Regions from separate parts of the Homo sapiens genome. Here regions 1 and 2 are each linked to region 3. The links are chromatin loops, found by intact Hi-C in ENCODE. Cell type or tissue: K562. All regions are shown on one strand. Links, peaks and the distances in the headings refer to the core of each region. The heading gives the core; the rest is flanking DNA.

The links. Hi-C counts contacts between places; a loop is a spot of excess contacts. Peaks named below come from ENCODE experiments on the same cell type or tissue, not always from the same donor. Only the 100,000 strongest peaks of a DNase experiment are listed, where the experiment ranks them.
Region 1: it touches region 3 in a loop (2.3-fold over the local background); 7 of 110 quality-filtered maps call a loop at or near these places.
Region 2: it touches region 3 in a loop (9-fold over the local background); 6 of 110 quality-filtered maps call a loop at or near these places.

The regions. Positions count from the first base shown.
Region 1 is chr11:95,540,610-95,548,150 of GRCh38, reverse strand. No RefSeq gene overlaps it. Among named protein-coding and RNA genes, the nearest start is that of FAM76B, 250 kb to the left of the region's middle. RefSeq lists an enhancer at 4,972-5,266. In K562, for the core only: a CTCF peak has its summit at 2,830; DNase peaks (open chromatin) are centred at 4,760 and 5,130.
Region 2 is chr11:95,360,248-95,367,788 of GRCh38, reverse strand. No RefSeq gene overlaps it. Among named protein-coding and RNA genes, the nearest start is that of SESN3, 130 kb to the right of the region's middle. RefSeq lists an enhancer at 7,450-7,541. In K562, for the core only: a CTCF peak has its summit at 3,909; a DNase peak (open chromatin) is centred at 3,888; H3K27me3 peaks cover 624 bases.
Region 3 is chr11:95,702,472-95,710,012 of GRCh38, reverse strand. No RefSeq gene overlaps it. Among named protein-coding and RNA genes, the nearest start is that of FAM76B, 84 kb to the left of the region's middle. In K562, for the core only: a CTCF peak has its summit at 4,297 (motif pointing right); DNase peaks (open chromatin) are centred at 2,672, 2,902 and 4,292.

The DNA of each region.
Region 1 (7,541 bases), core at 863-5,862, 160 kb after region 3:
GGGGGTTATGTCTCTGTTTGAACTTGCTAGAAGGCAGAAGATTTAAGGATGTCACCTTAAATGACATCCAATAATAACTTATCATAACTCTAAAAGAAGCACAAAGAAGAAAAAAATCCACTAAAATAAAAAAGATTTTAACAAATAACCATTTGCAGAAATTACTTGTTCTTGTTCTCTTTAAGTAGCTATCTTTAAGGGAGAGATTGTCTTTGTCTGGGTTTCTCTAAAATCTGCCTCTGAGACAAGCATTTGGGTGCCAGTATTTTATTTGGAAGGAGGTCCTGGGAAACATGTAAGACAGTTGGAAAGTTAAGCAGTGGAGACAGAAATGTTAATAAAGTATGTGTTAATAATCAAGTCACCATTAGGGCAAGTGAGACAAACCTATCAGGGTTCATCTGAGAGACTATGTGTTAGCTGGGTCCTGCAAGAAACAGGCTCCAAGACAGCATCAGATGTGCAAGAGATTTGGTAGAACAAATGCCTCTGAGGCGGAAAAGAAATGTAGCGGGTGGAGGTGGGGAGAGCGATCAGACCACAATGGAGGTGTCCCCTGTGAAAGACAAGGAGAAGTAAAGAGGATCACACAGGATGACTCTCAGACTACAGTGCAGTTCTAAGAAAAGTTCAGTCCAGCCAATAAGAAGCATGGGGCCAAAGCCATCTGCCAGAGGAGATCCACATCTCTCAGAAACGGGCTTTGCTTCAGTGTTCTAGCTGCTTTTAGTCATTGGCTAGGAGCTAATGTGTGTGAACTGTGACTTCAGCATGAATGCAGCCTTTTCCCTCAGGGGCATTTCCCACAACAAGTCTCTTACAAATGTAATCCCATGTTATCGTCTACTTCCTAAATAATCTAAATGAACACAGTGGTACTGAAAGCTGTCCAAGAAGACAGACAGTAAAATGAGGCCTCAGGACTGGCATACTCATACTCACTGGACAAAGAGGATGCCATCCTGAATGGTAACTGGGGCCTGGGTAGTCCCAGGCACAAAGTGGCAGCTCATTTACTAACAATGTCACCAATGGTGACATGGAAAAATGTCCTAGTGGAAGAGGTCACCACTGTGGGTGCAACCATTCAGGTATTTGAAAGATCTGGGGAAAAATGCCTGCAATGACAGTGGAGTTGGCTGGAGACTGCTAAATTATACTGATACCTCAAAGAGCATGAAAAACAGAAGGTTATTGACAAGTAGTAAAAGGCTAAATGTGAGAACCAGAAAGCCTTTTTGGTAGCTTACAAAGAATCACTCATCTTTAGCAGTAGAAAGCACACACAGCTGAACAGACTGAAGTTCTGATAGAGTTACAGGGATCAAAGGACATATGAATGCTAAGTTAAGGAAGATCTGTTGTTTTAAAGTTACGATCCTGGTTAGGAGAACTTTGGGACACTGAAACATGGGATAGGGACATCTGAATGAAGGTTTTGAGGGCATGGGTTCTGCAGACCTCTGCATATCCTCAGAGCCTGCAGAGGTGGTTCATTCATACCTAGCAAGAGCTAGCATTTCAATGCAGTGGAAGACACTGCAGAGGCCTCTTTTCGGCAAGGCAGCAAATGCCCTCCTCAGGAGCTTCCCCAGTCTCTTATGCTGGCTGTCAGGCAGATAACTAGGGTTAAAAGCCACCATAACCCAATAGGGAGTATGCTGAGCCTGAAACAGATGGACAGAAACTCTCTACCTAGGAATTTTCATGAATTAGCTAGCACGTGCCAGCAGAAGCAAATGCAGTATCATTGAGATTGAATTTTGAGAGTACTTGATCAAGAGAGCTGTAAAACTGCATAAACAAGAATTCATTCATATGGGGGCACTTTCTTTGGACATAGGCTTTAACATCCCAGAAAGAACCCCAGAGAATGGGATAAACTTGCTGCTAGGGTGGCTCTTAGAAGCTCAGAAAAAGTGATAGCTAATGTTGAATGAAGCAGAAGTGCCTAAGTTGCCCTGAAAGAGCACAGAGGAAGAAACAAAGAGGTTGAGGAAAGTGAGAATCCTGACATGGATATATTCTGTAAGACCAGAAGATGCACTAGAAGAGTATGCTTCACAGGAGGGTCCAGAGGACATACCTTGCATGAAGGCTGCCAGGCATGCACAGGTGAGAGGCCACCAGCATGAGTGAGAAGTTCAGTGGTGGCTATCCTCTGCAGGCTGATGGTAGTAGAGGTAATCACCGAGTTTTTAATAGCTATGGGAATGATATAGTCCCCAGATAACAAATATCCGGTACAGCACTCAACCACCAGAAGGCAGGAGCCCACAATTACCATAATGACAGGCAAGGAGGTTGACACAGAAGGAATCGTGGAAATGGTTAAAAGAGCTTAGCATCCGTGTGAGCAAGATAGACGAATAGCCAACAAAGATGCTGCTAAACATCTACGACCAAAAAGAAAAAGAAAGAAAGAACAAATTAACGGAAGAGCAGGACACTGACTGAGGGTGGTCACCCAGTAAAATGTCATGATCCTGGACCTGAGCCAATTTTCAGATCAGAAGCTCGTTTGCTGAAGAGGAGGTCAGCTTTCTAGGAGACAGGGCCCTAGGATGCCACGGCAGATATAAATTATGATGATTCTTTGAGTTTCCTCCCAAAGGGATTTATAGCTATTATTAGATGACTGTACACTGTGAAAATAGAGGTACCCAGATTTTTTTTAGGACTAATGGACAGAGGGTCTGAGTCAACATAGTTAGCTGAAGACCTAAAGCACATTATGGCCCCTGTGTTAGAAAGGGAGCTTAGGGGAGCCAGGTAATATGGAGTCCTGGCGAAAATGTGGCTCCCAGTGGACTCAATAGGTTCAGGAACCCACCTAGTGGCCGTTTCTCCAGTCCTAGAGTGTATAATTAAAACTGATATACTGGGCAGTTGGAATAACCCTGACATTGGGTCATTTGCTTGTAGGGTAAGAGCTATTACAGTGAGGAAGTATAAGTAGATACCTATGAAACTGCCCATGACCCTGGCCTAGCTAGTAAATCAAAAGCAATGTTACATCCTCTGTGGCATGGCAGAGGTTAGGGCCACCGTTAAAAAGCTGCAGGATGCAGGAGTGGTGGTAATCATCAGGTGTCCATTTAATATGCTAGTCTGGCTCCTGCAGAAACCAGATGGATCATGGAGAATGAATGACTTCACTGGCATAACCCATTCACTGAAGGCATAGCCTAGTAGTAGCCCCAGTTGCAGGTGCTGTGCCAGACATGTGTTGTAGCTAGAAAAGATTAATAAGCCTTTAAATCCCTGGTATGTAGCCATCGATTTGACATATGTGCTGTTTTCTATTCCAATTAGAAAAGAGGATCAGAAAGACTTTGCATTCATGTAGAACAGACAGCAATATTCATAAGATCTGTTGGATCATATGGCTGAAGTTGCAGGGTTTTGCCTCAGGGATATGTTAGGTCTCCTGTCTTGTGTCATGATATATTCATAAGAGATATGTATAATCTGAATATCCCATAGATAACCACTAATATACAATGTGGATGACCTCATGCTATTCACACAAGACAAGCAAAAGTGACTCATTTGCTTGAAGCCTTCTAAGACACATGAGCTGCAGAGAATGAGTAATGAACTTTATGAAGATTCAGAAAAACTGTCACTTCATTGAAGTTTTTAGGGGTGCAGGGCTAAGGGACATGACCTCCAAAGTAAAAGGCAAATCAATGCATCATCTGTCTTCTACCACAAAGAAGGGAATACAGCAGCTATCAGACCTCTTTGGAATCTGGAGTATTCCACAAACTAGCAATACTACTCCAGTTCACTTAATGAAGCTGCCAGCTTTAGGTCTAGAACAGAAAGGGGCTGTGCAGCAAGCCAAAATTGCTGAGCAAGCAGCCCTACCATTTTGGCCATACGATAGAGCAGTCTCTGTGGTGCTGGAGGTTCCCGTGATGGGAAAAGACCCAGCATGCAGCTTATGGCAGCTTCGGGGAGAGAATCACAACCTTTCCATCTACAGCAAAGGATGATGCCTTTTGAGAAACAGCATCTGTTCTATTGCCCTGGTAAAGACAGAATACTTAAGTATGGAGCATCAAGTGACCGTAGCAGTGGAACTGTCCATTATGAGGTGAATTCTGTTGGACCTCCCTAAGTCACAAAGTCAGACAAACACAGCATTTATTTATTGGAAGATGGAAGTGGTATGTTCAGGATAAAGCCTGAGCAGGATCTGTGGGCTTGAGTATCTATCTGTCTCAGCAGGTAGCCCAGACTCCCATGTCACTGCCTCAGTTGTACCAGCTCACATATATTGGGTCAAGAATGCCCCATAAAACCAGCTGACAGAGGAGGGATAAGGCCGAGCTTAGTTCACGGCAGGTTGGTACATGAGTACAAGCAGCTGCATTATAGCCACATTCAAGGGTGGTCTTGAAAGACGGTGGAGAAGGGGACAATCTTCTCAATGGGTGAAGCTGTGAGCAATGCATCTGGCCATCCACTCTGTGTGGAAGGAGAAGTGGCCTGAGGTGAAAACGCATGCAGGTTCTTAGTTCATGGTCAATGGCTTTGATGTCTGGTCAGGGGCCTGGAATGAAAAGGGCTGAAAACTAAGGACAAAGAGGTCTGGGGTACAGACTGTGGGTGGATGTATGCAGTGGGCATGAAGTGTAAAGATTTTGCTTTATATGTAAACATCTGCCAGAAAGCATCCTCCATGGAAGACATGCAGAATACCCAGTAGACAAAATGACTCAGCTAATTGACATAAGCCAGCCTTTGCTATCAGTCCCTCCAGAACTGACACTTTGTACACATGAATGGAGTGGCCAGTGGCACAAAGTTACATGTGGGCCCAACAAGTGACACTCACTTACCAAACCACTAGCTCCTTCTGCCTCTGCATATCCAACCTGCAAGCAACAGTGAGCAAGGCTGAGTCTCTGATATATCCCTACTGCTCCAAGAGACCATCTCAGTGTAAGACAACTATATTGGAGCCTTCTATTCTGAAAAGGCCAGTGCTTTGCCCTCACAGGGACAGATACATATTCCAGGTATGGATTTGCCTTTCCAGCCCACAGAACCTCAGATAGCACCACTAGCCAGGGCTTATGGAATATCTGACCCACAGACATAATCTCCGCACAGCAGAACAGCCATCTGGGAGACTCTGTCATTGCAAAGCAGATGCAGGGGTGGAGATATGAGGGCTGTATTTTCATAGCAGCCACAAGAACATAAGTTAGAATTGTCCCACTGAGGGGAGAGAAAGCTGGGTTATTAAGCACAAACACCAGTTCCTCGCTGGCTCAGTGTTGCTCCTCAGGTACCAGCTCTTAGCCTGTCCTGCCCTACTCAAACTGAGCATGATTTCATGGCTGTTTGAATGCCATCAAGCAAAGAGACATAGGAAGATATCCACAGGCCTGGGAACTGTCTGCCTGTGACCTCCAGAGTAGGTTGAGGGGGTATGAACAAGGCAGCAAAGGTATTTTCTACATGTTCACAAAATCTGGGAGTCATTTGTGTTGCATGGTGGCAAAAGTCAACCATACCCCAAACTGGATGTGAGGGGGAAGCATATTTTTATTTTACCTGTAACTAATCTATACTTTTCCTGACCCTACTCATGGTGAGTGGGAAACATTATTAGCTAAATGTATAATCTGGCTTGAGCCTAGTCTGATTCAATAATTTTAATAATTTAAAGCAGGACTTTCAGGTAGTATTAAGTCTTTCTGTGGTATACATAGCCTCTCCATTACCTGCCCAAGCATGCTTACGATAGTGGAAAACAGTTGACATCTCATGCCTCAAGGCCTCTTCTCCTCTGGTCTCTGAGGTGATATCCCTTGTCCACCTATACTCTGATGGCATTTGAGTCTGGAGTCTGAGGTTGGGGTAACTTCTAGATTGCTGCATTGCTAGTCATAACTCTGAGGCTATCTTGACCTCTCCATTGCTCCTGCAGGTGCCGTAGATCTATCTGGTGATTCTCTGTGACTATCACTCAAACTTCTACCATAGCAAACCCTTCAATGAAGGCTCTCAGCTATTGTCTTGCCAAGGCTCCTCCAACGAAAGCCACGGATGGCCCAGAAACATTGACCCCAAATCCTTCTCTCTGCCTCCCCATTCTGTACCACCCAGTTTACTTTGATGGGGCTATAGACCAGGCTGGTGATGGACTGCTCTGTCCTCAGTATTGCTCAGTCCAAAGCACTGCCCCTCCTTCATCTTCCGTCCACAGGATGTATATGGATGCCGTTGGATCCTTATCTTGTCTCTTCCTTCCTATCATCACTCTAGGATGAAAGGGTGATTTTTCCCCAAAGTTGTATTTTTCTTCCTCCTACTTCTAACTCTGGTCAAGCCTTAGGTGGAAATCAGGCTGAGAAAACTATGCACTGATGCCTCCAGGCTTGGGCTTTGAGAGGCTAAAGTTCAAGCTAAAGGAATTTTGGAAGTCTTCTCTCAATAGCCTGCTTGCAAGTCTTCCTGGTCTTGCAGCAAAATCCTATTTTTTAATGTCAGAAATGGAATTTTAATTCAATGTTTGTCTTTTTATGGCTACTCCAGCAAGTCCTAACCTTCTCCCAAGTAGATGAATGTTGGAGAGTGGACCAAGGCAAGAGATAAAATAACATTGCTAATATTAAAATTATTACTCCTATTATAATTACTCAAGAACAATGGCAACAGTCTATTAACCTTAATTTTTCTTGTGAGAAAGAGAGAAAAATACATCATTACTCAATGATGTTGGAGGGTCCCAGAATTTTCCCAATGGTCTTTCATAAGAGACTGACTTCAAAGGAATTTAGGGTTTGGAGCTAGCTGCTTTGAGCTACAGTCCCAGAACCCCTACAGATACATGGTTGGTTTCCCTTTCAAGTCAGAGAAAAGAGAGATAGAGAAGATGCTGTATTACAGATTCAAACCTAGTCCATCTTTCTCTAGGATCCCCATTGGACACATCTTTACATTCATGCTGGCTGCCATGGTAACTCCTGGCTACACGTTTCTCTATTCTAACCAGCCTGATGGATACTATGCAGGCAATTTATTATTATTTTTTTTTAATTTCAACTTTTATTTTAGATACAAGGGGTACATGTGCAGTTTTGTTACATGGGTATACTGCACCCAGATAGTGGGCATAGTACCCAACAGGCAGTTTTTCAACTCACATCCCTCTCCCCAATTCCCTTCTCTAGCAGTCCTCAGTATTTATTTTTCCCATGTTTATGTCATGTTTTCTCAATGTTCAGCTCTCACTTATAAGTGAGAATATGTGGTGTTTGATTTTCTGCTCCTGCATTAATTCCCTTAGAATTATGGCCTCCAGCTCCATCCACGTTGCTGCAAAGGACATGATTTCATTCCTTTTTATGGCTATGTAGTATTCCTTGGTGTATATGCAACATATTTTCTTTATCCAATCCACTGTTGATGGACACCTAGGCTGATTCCATGTCTTTGCTATTGTGAATAGTACGGCGATGAACATATGGGTGCATGTGTCTTTTTGGTAGAATGATCTATTTTCCTTTGGGTATATATCC
Region 2 (7,541 bases), core at 802-5,801, 340 kb after region 3:
CATTTGTTCATCTCCAACAGTAAAACAAAGCTTCAGGGATGCAGACCCAGAGACAGTATCTTCCCGCTGAAATACAGAAGAAACATTTTGATTTTACTACTATTCCCAAATATTCTAGAAACCTAGCCAGGCGTTAGAGACAATGGAAAACTATTCTTGCTTTTAAAGATATAGTTAAGTTAATTTGGCTGCTGTTAGATTGTAGAACTCTTGAGTTTTTAGAAAGGCAGGGGTGGGGACCAGGGAACGTGACCAGGAAGAAATTTCACTTGTCCCTTCTTGAGATCTAAGAAAGGAAGCACATCCTTCTTAATGCCCTGTTTCTTGGGCTGACCACCTATCTGTTCAGAAGGTTGTCTCTAGGGAGCCAACTGTTCCTGCTGTGATTTAAGTCTGTCTTCTCCATTCCAGCAATGGGAGTTAGGGAGAGTTAATTAACTGGTATGGTTTGGATCTGTGTCCCCACCAAATCTCATGTTGAAATGTAATCCCCAGTGTTGGAGGTGGGGCCTGGTGGAAAGTGTTTGGATCATGATGGCAGATCCCTTACTAATGGCTTAGGGCTATTCCCTTGGTGATGGGTGAGTTCGAGTGAGATCTGGTTGTTTAAAAGCGTAGCACCTCCCACTCTCTGTTTCTTGCTCCCACTTTCACCATATAATCCATTGGCTCCTCCTTTGCCTTTCATTATGATTGTAAGCTTCCTGAGACCTCCTCAGAAGCCAAGCAGATGCCTGGTGCCATGCTCCCTGTACAGTCTGCAGAATCATGAGTCAATTAAACCTCTTTTCTTTATAAATTACCTAGCCTAAGGTATTTATTTATAGCAAGAATGGCCTAATACACTGGCCTTATTATTTTTTCCTCACCTGAAACTTGAGCTGAGTAAGGAATCCTTGACTGCCAATGAATCTATAGAACTCTGTTCACAGAGAAGTACATTTGAGAATCAAGAAAAAATCATTTTTAAAATGCAGGGGACCCAAATTGTTGAGACTTGCCCAGAGACAGCAGATAATCAATGGCAAAATCAGACCCCAAACTGCTGGCATCCTGAGTTAGTTGCTTCTTCTTGCTGCTTAAAATCGTTACCTGACTTTGCTAGGTGACTGGGGATGAGCATTCTGAGCAGAAAGAACATTGTATACCTAGAAAAAGGTCTGAAACAGCATAAATGTTTGGAGAGTTTTAGAAATTTAATACAAGCAAGACAGAGGCATAAGGACTGTGATGGAGCCATTGGAGAGCAGGCTAGAAATCAGCCTTGTAAGCAGGATACAAAGTTTGGACTTGGTATTTGTTGTGACTCTTTCAATTACAAGCTAAAGAAACCCAAGACCAAACTCAGCTAAGTAATGGTAATAATAATAATGGTTAACACTTAGCAATGTTCTAAGCTTTCTGTATGCATTAACTCATTTGGAACTCATTACAATCCTGTGAGGGTGTTATTATTATGCCCATTTTAGAGATGAGGATATTGGTATTCAGAAAGGTTAAATAATTTATCCAAAGTTACATAGCCATTAAGTGCCAGCACTGGATTCTAACATGGAAAATATATTGACCCCTGTGACTGGTAAAGTCCACGAGTAAGGCCCACTTCATGGGCAACTAAATCATCCAGGAGCTCAAACAATTTCCTAAGGCTCTGTCTTGACTGGGTCAGCTTCTTTTCATGCACTGCCTTCACATTTGGAGAGATTCTCCCAATGTGGAGAAAAAGAAACAATTCGTATTTCAGAGCAAGAGTGAGACCCTTTCCTTCCCCATACTTATACATGACAGTTCTTCTTGGCCTCTTCTTGCCCATTCTGAAACTCATCACTATGGCCAGGTGCATGGAGGACATAAGAAGGCGGTTGGAGCTGGACCAACCACATGAATTGGGCTCTCACGAAAAGACCCATTATCAGAAGAGGTGGGGTGTCGCCAGTTAGATGCCCCACCGGAGGATATAAAGAGGGGAGGGCACAATCGAGTTTGCACTTTAGAAAAAAATGGTGTCGCAGATGGATTAGAGGCATGTAGAACTGGAGACAGGGAAGCCAGCTAGAAAGCCGACCAGGTTTTCCAGGTGGGAAATGAATCCAAGGCTGTGGTGATGGCAAGAAGGGAACAGAGTCAAGAGGTATGTAGGAGATACACTTGGATTTAGGCCTGGAGGAAGAAGAAGGAATTAACGGCAACTCCGAGGCTGTGGTATTAACTGAAATTGAGAAAACAGGAAGTTGAGTAAGTATTCAAGGGAGAGGAAAGACAGTATTTAAGTTCATTTGGGGATGTCTTTGCATTTGGACTGTCTTTCCTGCTAGAGAGTAACTTCTGTGAGCCAGAGACCCCATCTGCCCTGTTCACTACAATATCTGCAATAACCATGTAGCACCTGGCACATATTAGGCACTTCCCTATTAAATGCACAAAGAAAGGTGTCTACCTGATATCCAAGTGCATGCACCAGTCAGGTTGTTGGAAAGTCAGAAGAGATGCCCAGCCCCACAGTGTGAATTTGGGGGTCACAGGGATATGGGCAATAGAGAAAAATGGGGGCATTAAAGAGATGGTTCAGAGTGAGTGTGGAAGGAGAGACTGGGCATAGAATGCCTGCATGTAAGGGGCTAGCAGACGAAGATGAGCCTGGGATCTGTTGGAAAGTGAATGATGAGAGAAGGAGTAAAAGAAGCCTAGGGTGGTAACAGGGAAACTTGGTGTGGAAAGGGAGAGCTGACAGTCAGAACAATGTCCACTCTTCTACTTGCTAGCTGTGTGAACTTGAGCAAGTTATTTCACTTCTGTGTGCCTCAGTTTCCCTCTTTTAAAATGACAAAAATAATACTGCCTATCTTAGGTATAGTTGTGAAACATTTTAAAAATAAGTTATTTTTTAACTTGTAAAGACACAGTACTTGTCTCAATATTTACCTAAGGAGTGAGTCATGCGTCATACTGAATACCACAGAGGGGCCAAGCAAGACAAAGACTAAAATGTGCCCACTAGATTTGGCAAGTTGGATAGAGTTGGGCCCATACAAATGAACAATCTGCAAAGCTGGGAATAAAAGCCAGATTGGATAAATTGAGAGTGGGTGGTAAGGAAGTAAATACATTATCCGCTGTATTTTTTTCTCCTGGGCAAGTAGCAGCAGCTAATATGTTTTGCTTATCTGTCTTATTTATTGTTTATCTCCCCAATTAGAATGTAAGATTTATGAGGACTGCGACTGGATCTGTCCCACATGCTTAAGAGCATGTTGGCACATAGTCTATGTTCAACAGAATCTGTTGAATGACAGGACAGGACAGATGGATATGGTGGAGTGGTGGGACAGGAACTAAGACTATTTATCAGAGCATCCCCTTCCCCCAGTAGGTTCTCCCTTATGGCTACATATCAAGATTGCCTGCAAAGTAGTAATCTTTAGCACAGATTCCCCAGGTCTCCTTCCCCAGACACCCTCTGAAGATACATCTCTGGTTGGGGGTGGGGATCAGGCCCAGGGGGTGTTTTTTTTAAAAGCTCCCCTAGTCATTAGGATACACACCTGGCATCACAACTACTACCCTGTACCATAGTTTGTGATGCATAACTTAATATGGAAATAAAAAGAAAAAAAGTTATTCGAACCCTCAGTCATCATTTCTCTCCTCAGGATCTGAATCAAATTCCTATTTTTTCAAATGTGTTTATATTTGACAACTGAACAACTTAATAAAAAATTCCAAGGGTAACAACTCAAAGAAATTCTCTTACAAGAAAGTCTGGGTAGAAGGAATGGATTGGGCCTCGAGGAGAAAAGAAAATGCCCAGAGCCAGTTTCTCTGTGGCCATGTAAGCCAGCCGTCAATCACAGCTCACACCTGCCTTCCGCTCTGCACAAAGAGGCCAATTGAGATGCGTCTGCGCCCCCCATGGGAGGTATGGGAGCCTGGACAATGCAGGCTCGGAAAGGCAGGAAAGCATGACAGATGTGACAGAGAATTATACCAAGTTGTCTAAGCGGCTAACAGAGAATTCTCAGAAACTTTGGGCTAGTGTTGAATTCTAAGAACATACAGAAATACATGTTCAAAGAACGAATAAAGTGAAATTTCTCAGGGAAACAGAAAAGAAAAATTTTTTTGCCAGCGAAAATCATGGAATCTGGTCACTAAAAATAGAACATTCAGGAATAAAATGAAGAGGATCTGTTTTATTAGGACTTCATCTTATGTACGTCTCTATGACCAGTCTGTAACTGATTGCGCCCTCTGGCCTCATCTCCCATGATGTGCCCTGGCCTCACCTGGTCACAGAGAGCCTACCCTCTGATGGCACTGACTTTCCCACCTTTCCCATGACAAGCAGCACATGCTGTTTCATGTTTCTGTACTTGAAAAACGTTTCCCCTTCTCCATCCAACAAAAGCTTACTCATCCTTCCAGACCTACCTCTGAAGTAGCCTCCTTTGGGGAGACTTCCCTAATTGCTTGGGAAGAGGCAGTTAGCTCCTTGCTCTTCTCTGCACTTCTTCTCCTTTGCTCAATGTCAGTTTTGTGCAATATCAAAATCTCATGTTGTAATTATTTGTTTATTCCATGCTTCATTAGGATGTGGCTTTTCACAAATGGAAATCGTGTGTTAAGCAATTTAATGGGTACTGCCTATGTGCTAGATGATAACATTTATTTCTTTTCCATACAATAATCCTGCAAAGCATAAGATTTCCATTTTACAAATGAGAAAACTGATTCTCTGAGTGTTCAGATAAATTCCCTGAGGTTAAGTAGTTGATAAGCAGTAAGCTGTATGACTCCAAAGTCAGGACTTTTTCTACTATAATAAACTGTCTTTCTTTACCTTTTTTGTATGGGCACATGCTTGGTACCAAACAAATGAGTGAATTTTATTTATACTAATTTTTATAGGAATTATAAGTACCTTGAGAGCAGGACCATGTCTTTTCCTTTCAATCCATCCCTGGGACTAGTTCAAGGTATATACACTCTCCCTAAATATTTTGAATGAGATGGCTCAAAACATGTATAAACAGATTCCATGCTACCAAGCCTATATAATTAGTATGTGATTGTTGGAAACAAGTGGGTATATTAGCCAGTTGCTACTATAAAAAGAGCAACTCTGCATCAAATATATCAAAAGGAAATCCCTTCCCAATATTAAAATGCGTAGTCATCAACAACTGTATCCAACAGACAAGCCATTTCGTACATATTAGTAGACCTTTCAAGTATCAAGTTCTAGCTGGCTCACTAGGATATGGCTTTACTTCACATCAGATACTCCATAGCCTTACAGAGACTCTGTTAGAGAGGAGACAGTAGTAACAATCTTTCATGTCCACATCATCTTTCTCAGTTTTCCTGTGTAGATATCTAGGGTCTTGCCCAACTGTATGTGAGAAAGCTTGGTAAGAGTTCACATTCTTTTGAGGAAAACATTGACTCCAACATTACCTGGTAACCTTTCCGGTGACTCCATATGCTGAAGTTGGTTTGTTTTTAATGCAGCAAACACTTACCTAACTTCTCCTTCTTTCTCTCTTGGAAGAGAATATAAATCCAACTCAGCGTCTCAAAACAAAATGACAGCTTAGCTCCCATATAACTGCATATACTTTAGATACGGGATTTTTATGCCAGGCAGCTGGCCCATTCACCCTACAGTTACCATGGTCATTTTTTAAAATATAACCCAATCATTTTAATTGTCTGTGGTTTGGCCCTGGCCTAATGCTCCGTTAAGTAATCAATTTGAGAGCTCAGAGAAATCGGTTAATTGTGAAATGTAGGGTTCATTCTCATTTTTCAGATCCTATTTCTATATTAAGTTAGATGATAAGAAAGCAAAATTCCTGGGCCATATTATCACCTGAATTCATTCCTTCATTCAACAGATATTTACTGTACATCTCCAAGGAGCAGCAAAGCACAGGGGTCAGGAGGTCAGACTCTGGAACCAGACTGTGAGTTTACCTTCTAGCTTCTTTATCTGCTAGTTCTGTGACCTTGGACAATTTACCTAATCCTAGAGCTCCACCTCTGTCCTTCTCCTATGAAAGGAGGGTAACAACAGTATCCACTACAAAGGGCTATTTTGAGGCTCAAATGAATCATTAGATATAAACACTTAGAAGAATTCCTAATGTTTAATAAATTTTAGTTATTATCATTGTAATTATTATCCTATTATTATTATTACCATAAGTCAGACATGGTACAGACTTGGTACGAGGTGCTGGGGATACAGAAGTGAGAAAAGTACATCAGTTCCTGGCCTCAGGGAGCTTATGTCTAGTGGGGAAGACAGACACTAAATAATGACACCAGTGAGTGAGTAAATGTAAACTATGGTAGGTAACCATGTGATAGGTTACTAAATGTAAACTATGGTAGGTAAACATACCTACCATAGTTTACCATACTCACTCACTGGTGTCATTATTTAGAGTACAAGGTGCTCTGAAACCCTATAACAAGGGGGCCTGTCCCAAGCTGAGTGGGAGATGATGGCTCTTTTGATGGAACAGAAACTGAAAGGAGGAGCAGGGTTAACTGGATGAAGGTGAGTGGACTCCTGAGAGGACCATTCCAGGCAGAGGGAACAGCGTAGCAAAGTGACTAAGTGAAAGGCCAGTATGGCTGCAGGCCCAAGGGGTTGCTCGCAGTAAGTGTTATATGCACAGACTTCTCTTGAGGTTGTTGACAGAATAACTATAGTGTCTTTTTAAGCTATAGCTCTAAAAAATGGTTTAGTTCTACAAATCATTTCGAACGGTACTTTTCTTTTTCCACATCGACACAGCACTGAGAGCTATGTAAGCGCAGTGTGCTCCCTTTTGGTCTAACCACAAATAAAGCTGGGATTTAGTTTACTGGCTATAGCTGCAAGAATTAGGTCAACTCAGATGCCTTGTAACATCTATTCCCTTACTCATTTTATAAGGTTCTATTTTTATCCCTTATTTCCTCATTTTATTTTGAAATGTTAAAGGGCTCTTAAGTCCTTTTGGAAGTTGGCAGGATATAAATCCCCAAATGCATAAAATAAAATATATTGATTATGAACAGCTTAATTGGCTAGAGCCTGGTTCAGGAGAAAGAATGTAGTTGCAAGTATGCGGGGCCCACAAGGAGAAAGATCTCGAAAGGGTGTTCACAACCTTTCAATGGGATTGCTTCCTATTTGAAATTGCCAATGTCATGACTCAAGAGGAGGGAGTTGTGAAAGAGGAGGCATCCAACATAACTCACTTACATTGGCTTTCTTCATTTGAATGTCGCCAGATTTAAATGTAAATGTTATATTAGCACTTTGGAGCTTCTAGAAGAGAAAAATGTATATGCTGAGCCTCCCAGATTTGTTTGGTTTGTCAGTTGTTTTCTGGGCTTGCTTTTTCAAATAGCTGATGCGTTTGTCTGCAAGACAAAGAAATGAAAACAACAGGGAGTTTTGTTTGTGGTCCTGTGAATCTGGCCTCATCAATTACAGCTTCCAGAGCAGTCTGATGTTAACCTGTCTAAAAGCAACAGGGAGAATAGCA
Region 3 (7,541 bases), core at 1,453-6,452:
ATGGGATATAAATGGTGGAGTGGGAATTGAACTCTGTTCTCTCTTTCTATAAAATTTATGATCTTAAAATTTTATGTATGTTTTATATCTGGCGATATTCATTAACCTGTTGCTAAACATTAATGAAAACAAGGAATTCCAGAATTTCCATAATATGGCTGGGTAATTGAAATTAAGCTCAGGGTTATTAATGGTGAGGAACCTCCAGAAACAAATAAGACAATTCCTGTGCATCAGCTCTTCCCACTTTTGCCTATACTCACTCCATCAGGCCAGGCACTGCATAAGGCATGTGGGGGATCCAGTGGTAAACATTTGGATATGATTCTTACCCTGAAGGAGCTCACAATGTATTAAGGGAGAGAAGCAATAACCAAATCAACAAAGAAACAAATATGATAATTTTGGATTGTGGTCATTTGTATGAAGGAAATAAAGAGGGTGATACGGTAGAAAGGAGACATCAATAAGATTCTCTTGGGTGAGGTCTTATTTGAGCTATGAGAAGGAACCAGCCATTTGGAGAGCAAATGTCCACTGTTTAGTGAGGCTAAAAGCATACAGGATACGTGATTAACAACTGAATTCAGAGCTCTCTTATAGAGATAAGTTCCTCTCAGGAATTATGCAAAATGCAATGAGAGAAGTCATGGAGAAGAAATGATTAGATCAAGAGAAAGGCGTATTAGGCCCAAGGCCTTGTTCTTGGTGCTGTGTGATATGAATAAACATCAGCTATCACTACTTGCCCTCCAGGAGCTTAAAAATCTGCTGGGGATGTTACCCCCAAAGCATGCGACTACTTAGAGAACCAGGCATGAATGAAATAATAAAACTTACAAGAGAAATAAATAAATAAACTTACAATTAAACAACTAGGTAGTTTAATTGATGAGTTATTGGTATTGACCACGAGCGATATGAAGCATTGTAAAGACTCAAAAGAAAGCATGCCGGAGAGATAAAAACATTTTTAACTAGTCCCTGAAAGATATGTGGGTTCTGGCTAAGTCATGAAGCCAAGCCAATGGAAATGGAATGAGCAAAACTGTGAGAAACAATATAGGAGATGGTGAGGAATCCAACTTGGTGCAGGCTTTGTACAGAGGATTAGTGGGAGATAAAGCCCAGAAAGTGGGAGGGGGTAGAGTGTTCTGGGCTTCAAAGGTCATGGCAAAGAATTTGAATTGCTAGGAATTGTGAAGCCATTGCAGCTTTTTAAAAGAAAAGATACTGTTAAAGGACATTTTAGGAAGATAAAGCAGGGAGTGGGTAATAGGTACTGAAAGAAGGCATGGAAGAGGAGGAATGTGCTCTGGTAACATGCTAAGCTCTTCCCTGCCTATGGCTTTTCATCCTGCAGTTCTCCGGCTAGATCATGCTTCTCCTTGCTCTTCAAATGGCTGGTTCCTTCTCACAGCTCAAATGAGACCTCACCTAAAAGATCCTCCTTGATGCCTCCTTTCTACCATATCGCTTTCTTTATTTCCTTCATACAAATGACCACAATCCAAAATTATCATATTCATGTATTTGTTGATTTTGTTACTGTTTCTCTCCCTTAATACAATGTGAGCTCCTTCAGGACAGTAATCATATCCAACTCTTTACCGCTGGACAAACCCCTACCCCCCAACCCCACCATGTCCTAAGCAGTGCCTGGCTTGTGTTAGACAGAAAAATAAAATAAAATAACTTATGAACAAAACTGTAATCTGGACATTATTTTTGATGGCTATTATAATATTTCAAGCAGGAGGTAATAAAATATAAAATGTAATTTATTAGGAATAGACCCAGAATGGAAAAGATAATCATGTGCATTTTCAAAAAGTAGACATGAAAAGCAAAAGAAAGATTGATTCATTCTGTCATATGTCTAGTTAACTCATTGCTTTTTTTTTTCTCTCTGAATAGGACTGTATGTCTTAGTGTCTGCCAGAATTAAGAAGGCCTCACTTTTCTGAGTAAGACCTTTATAGATTTTTTAAAAATAATAAGAACAGAAATTAAAAGATACTGAAGAACATACATTCATAAAAGTGTTTTAATCTTCTTTATTCCAAACAATTCAGTGCCGAGTAGATCCAGCTATTGTATGGTTCCCTGCTGTCTACCTAAGGGTGGAACTTTTCTCCTGTCTTAAGAATCTTGGTTGAAAAGCTGCCATGGCTTTTTCTGCAACAGCGGGAGGTGGCAGGGGGTTGCACATAGAGTAGCTGAGTGTCTGAGCCTGAAGAAGCAACTATTCTTAGGGATTGAAAGTACTCCCATCACTCTCACTGATGTTCAGCACTGAAATTGTGAAGTCCACAGTGACAATCATTCTTATTCTTCTTGTACTTTATTTGAGGTATTGCCAAGATGATCTTTAGTAGGGTAAGATACTCCTAAACACATAAAATATAACAGTAGGTAATACTTTTTAAACCCTATTCATGCATCAGTTCATTTAATTCTTGCAACAATGTTATAAAGTAAATACTATTACTATCCTCATTTTATATACGAATGCAACACAGAATATTTTAAAAATTTGCACAAGTTCCCAGTTAGTAATGGCAAAGCTGGGCTTTGAAACCTACATGCAGTTGGGCTCCAGAACTGACACACTTCACCCTATCCTGCTTGTCATGGTACTTGCTACAGGCTCTCTTCCTTGATGTGCACGTGCAGTCTAATTCCAGTGATGGGTGCGCGGCCCTTAGTGCTGTTGTATGCCGGTGCCAGCTTGTGTGGGCTCACAAGAGCTAACTAAGCACAATTTTCCCCAGTTCTGCATTCAGTGATGTCATATTAGTAGCTTATATTTTGCCATGGTGGAAATATTTACACCACAGAAATCAGCAAACACTGGAAGTTAGGGCTCCCGTATTCCCGACAGAGAGCTGCGTTATCAGCACCTCACCAGCACTCTACTGTCTTAGTGTACTTTGCATAAAAAATGATGTCATCTGCTTCCCAGGAGAATAAAAAGTGTCTGTTTTCATATGATTTCAGGATTTTTTAGGCTTGTTTCCAAAGGATCACTCATAACACTTATATGGTAGTTGTGCTTACATGGTAGTTACACTCTGTCTACATTTACATTATGCAAATTTGAGTACGTGTGCCTATTAAAAGGAAAACCCAGAGACATAACAATTTCAGTAGTGTGGACAGTTCTACGAACTCTTGCAAGTGGGGAATATTTCTCTTGGAGTGAGCCTAGATTGGCAGGGCTACAAGAGCTCTGGGGCAGTGTAATGTAGGGAAAAGAATGAACTTTGGGATCCACAGGTTCAAATCCTGTTACTTACAAGCTGTTTGACTTTGGACAATACTTTAGTCCCTCTCAATTCCATATTTTATTAGGTATATTAAACAAGAAAACCTATGATGGTTCTGTTCCCCAACACCCTCAATAATTTTTTGTTACCTGCCCCTTTCAAGAATCACTTGGAGGGGCCGGACTTCACCACCTCACAGTGCTTCTCCAGAGGGAGGGAAACCTGTTTAGGCTTGGGTCCTGATATGTAGTCTTGGAAAGATGTCAATGAGGCAGTGTGAGCAGTGACATGGATCCAGAAGCGGAGGACAGACAGCAGCAGAACTGCCTTGCAACAAACACAAGCTGATGGCAAAAACAAACAACAAAACGACTAAATGATGACATACAAATATCAGTGCAAAATCACAGCAGAAATGAACAATGACAGTTGAGCCTCAGCTCCCAACACCCAGCCCGCAAAAGTGCTAAACTCTGAAAATTGTAGCAAAGGTAAACAAGTGCGCTCAAAAACTTTCAGATGAAACTAGATGCTCATTAGAAACATTGTTTTAAAAAGAGGAGGGAGTGAAAAGGAAATAAAGACTATTCTATTATTTTCTGCCTGACTCCTTTTCTGTTCTTCTCTCCACTTCTTTTCCTTTGGGGTTCTTTCTCTTGGTTCTCCTTTGCTCTGTCTCTCTGGCTTGTTCTTTACTTCCTTCTGATTGTCTCTTGTTCTTACTTCTATGTGTGACAGGAGGTAAAGAAATTCGGGTGATAGATTCTTCTGCTCTTAAATCAAGCCATGTCTGATCTTCCTGGAAGGCATCCTAGGACCAGGGGTCTGGGTGGTGAGGAGAAATCCGAAATTCTCCTTCCAAACCTCCAATATGATCCTCTCTGCCCAGCTCCAAGGCTGGCGCTTTCTTCCTCTCAATTTATTTCACAGTCCAGGATACACTTGTCCAATTGGTGCTTTGTAACTGTGAGTCGGCCTGGGTGTTGGCATGCTTGGAGCCGACAAAGAGGAGAAACAGTAGGGGGCGCTCTCTAACCAGGGCGGGAGCTGCCAGCAATGCCTTTCTAGGCAAGGCCGGACTGCGGCTGTATCTTTCTTAAATTCGAAATCAGGAGCTTCCCAGCCCATTAAAGGAATTGACATACCTCAGTTCCTGTATCACTTGCCACTTTCACTTTATTTAGCTCTTTCATGATGTTTTGAGGAGTGAAGGCTGGGAAATTTGTGTCCTAAAGACATTATGCAAGCTTATCTTGGCAAATGAAATTGAAAACTTGATTAAGAGCTCTTCATATTCTGCTCAGATGTCAGGTAAGATGCTAGTCTTTCAGACAAAAACACCTGGCATGCCCGATGAAAGTATATTTTCTTTCCTAGCACTTAGTTTTTGCATCATATTGCTAAACTTTATGGTAATACATAAACAAATAAATACAGTCCTTTCTTAGAAGTGTGAAGAAAAATCTATTTCTGCTTGAGAGGAACCTTGGGAATATTTAGAAGACTCAGTATAAGTGGGGCATGAGGTTGTTCTCAGTAGCGTGTCACTATGGTAACACATGCCCAATAGCCTGGTCCTTGGCCCAGTGAAGGGATAGCACCTGGCTTAGGGGTTGACACAGAGTATAAACTCAGGAAGTGTTGGATTGAACATCCACTTTCTCCTTATTTTATGTTCAAGGGCGTAGGATATTTTATCTTTGTTTACTTTTCCTTTACTTTTTTTTTTCCCCCGTGAAGAATGCAGTAAAAATATTCAGGGCTAAATGGAAACATTAGGGTCACCTAGGGCAGCCCTGTGACATTTTGTTTTTCAGAAGCAGCTGTTTCCCTGTCCTTTCCTATCTTCCCATTCCTCTGTGAATTCCATGATGTTCTCTTGCAATAATGGCCCTGAACTATTCCATTCCACCTGGATCCATTGCCTTTCCTCCCTCTCCTCTCCATTAGAATAACACTTTTCCATGCCTATGAGAAATTAATATGTCAGTTCTTCTGGTACTGTTATAAATTCAAAAATTTTAAAAGTTCATAGTTACATTTTTACTTGTCCAACCACTTGACCCAGTTTTAGATTTGTAAAATATGTTCACTATATTCAAGATCCCCTGGTAGTTAATCTGAAGAAATGTCCTGATCAGTGTTTGAGTAGAAGCTAATGACTAAATTTGTAATCACCCCTTTCCCTCTAATTGCACTTTAAAAAAGGGAGCGAAGAATTTCAGGCACATGGTAGCCTGATGAAGGAGGTGATTTGGGGGTGGGGAGGCCATTTAGTTCTGTCAAATCACACCCTCTATGAGGAGAGTTACATACTGCAACAAAATCTCCTGGGACCCTTCTTCTGCAGCCTGGTGCCTTCCAGTATATAGTAGGGCATATTCAAATAGGAATAATCCTGCTAAAGCAACATTCTGGAAGGGCTGTTTCTAATATTTGCTTACCCTGATCACCAGAACCTTGGTTGTGATTTTCCACTGGGCAGATCCAGTCCAGATAATTATCCATCAAGATATTTTCTTACTGGGGGATTTATATGAGGTGTTACACAAATGAAGGAGAATAATTAAACCCATAACCAAGGAATATACTAGGTTCAACTATGTACTTAACGAGCAAATACAAACACACACACATACACCACCACCACTCCTGCAAATAATATATAGTCAAGCAATTGCAGTATTTCATATCTTAAGTTATTACAGAACTGATAAAAGGTTTATCCAGGGATACCTAAAGGAAATGTCTCTGCCTGGCCCATGTATAGATCTTTACTTCCCCCCCACCTTTTCATCTAATTCTAGTATGTGATTTTATTATCTTTTATGTGACACTATTCCACATTCCCCATAGGTTTCTATTGGAATGGTTACTTCTTGAATCGGAGCACTTAAACTACTTGAGAAGTCTCAGGCTTTCTATCTGCAATTGCTTCGAGTTTACGCCTTAACATGAGTTTCTATCAGCTGTATCTCTTTAGTTCTCATTACTCTTCTTCTAAGCACAACTGCCTGGATCTGTGTCATGCTAGAACTTTTAGAGATTTTCTTTTTTTCAGTCAGCTCACAGCACTGGTCACCTAGGAATGACTTAACTCTTTCCTGTGCTTCACTTCATTTTTTTCAGCTCTCTCATTCAGTGGAGGCAGTGTGAGTAGTTATATAAATAACTCTAGCTTTTAATTGAGAAGAGAACAAATTCCAACTCAATAACTACCTAAAAGTCTTTCCATTGTGAAAATGCCGTCAACTTAGGCATCTTCCTCCATCTTTTTGGTGTGCATAGAATAACCATTTTTGTTTTTGCCTAAAACATGCAGTTTCACAGTTATGCAAACCTGGGACAAGGTCTTTTCTCATATTAGGGTGAGAATGAGGCCAAGAGAGCAAGCAGTGCAGCCTGTGTCATTGTCTATCTGCTGAATGTTGGTAGCCCTTCTTCTAAAGAGAAACCAACACAGAGAAAACAGGCAGTATTGCTAAAAAACCATCTGTGAATGGTGCGGTAGGTCACAGGAAACAGAACATCTTTTGGGGCTCCCCCACCCCCATAGAAAGAATGCAAGACTTGGGACTATTCTATAAACTTTTCAGCGCCTTAATGGGTGGTTGCTGAGGACCCTGGGAATATAATCCAGTAAGTTTTCGCACTTATCCCCTCCCCACCAAATAAACAAGTTGCACTGGTTTTCCTAAATCTCTCTCTGAAGACTTGGTTGAAATTGAAGTGGTCAGTATTATGTTGGGTCAGAGGTTAAATTCTGGACTAAATTGGGGGAACACAGAGACTTAGAAGGATTGAGGATAAGTGATAAAGTTTTTGTTAAACTGTAAAATGCATTTAGGATTTAACATTTAAGCACCATTGTTTAGAAAATGCCATGATTCAAGCTGACATGAAAATGTGTGTGTGTGTGTGTATTCATATGGCTCCTTTCCCAGCTCTTAAAGCCTCGCCATGACTCACTGCTCTTTTTCCCCCAGTAAATAATCTTCACCATGAATTGAATTAACTGGAAATGACAGATAGCAATGTTTTATTTTATTATTACTATAAATCAGTAGTAGCTAAAGGATGTTTGCTTGGTAGGTCTGGACTCTTTAGTCTTTGAGTTTCCTGAAGGTCAGAGGTTTTTAAAATTCAGAAGGGTATTAAGTGTGGGTCCTGAGGTTATCTTTCTGTTTGCGAGAGGGATAGACTAGAGATAATACTTTTTAAATACTTCTTTTTTTTTTTTTTTGACAGAGTCTCGCTCTGTCACCCAGGCTG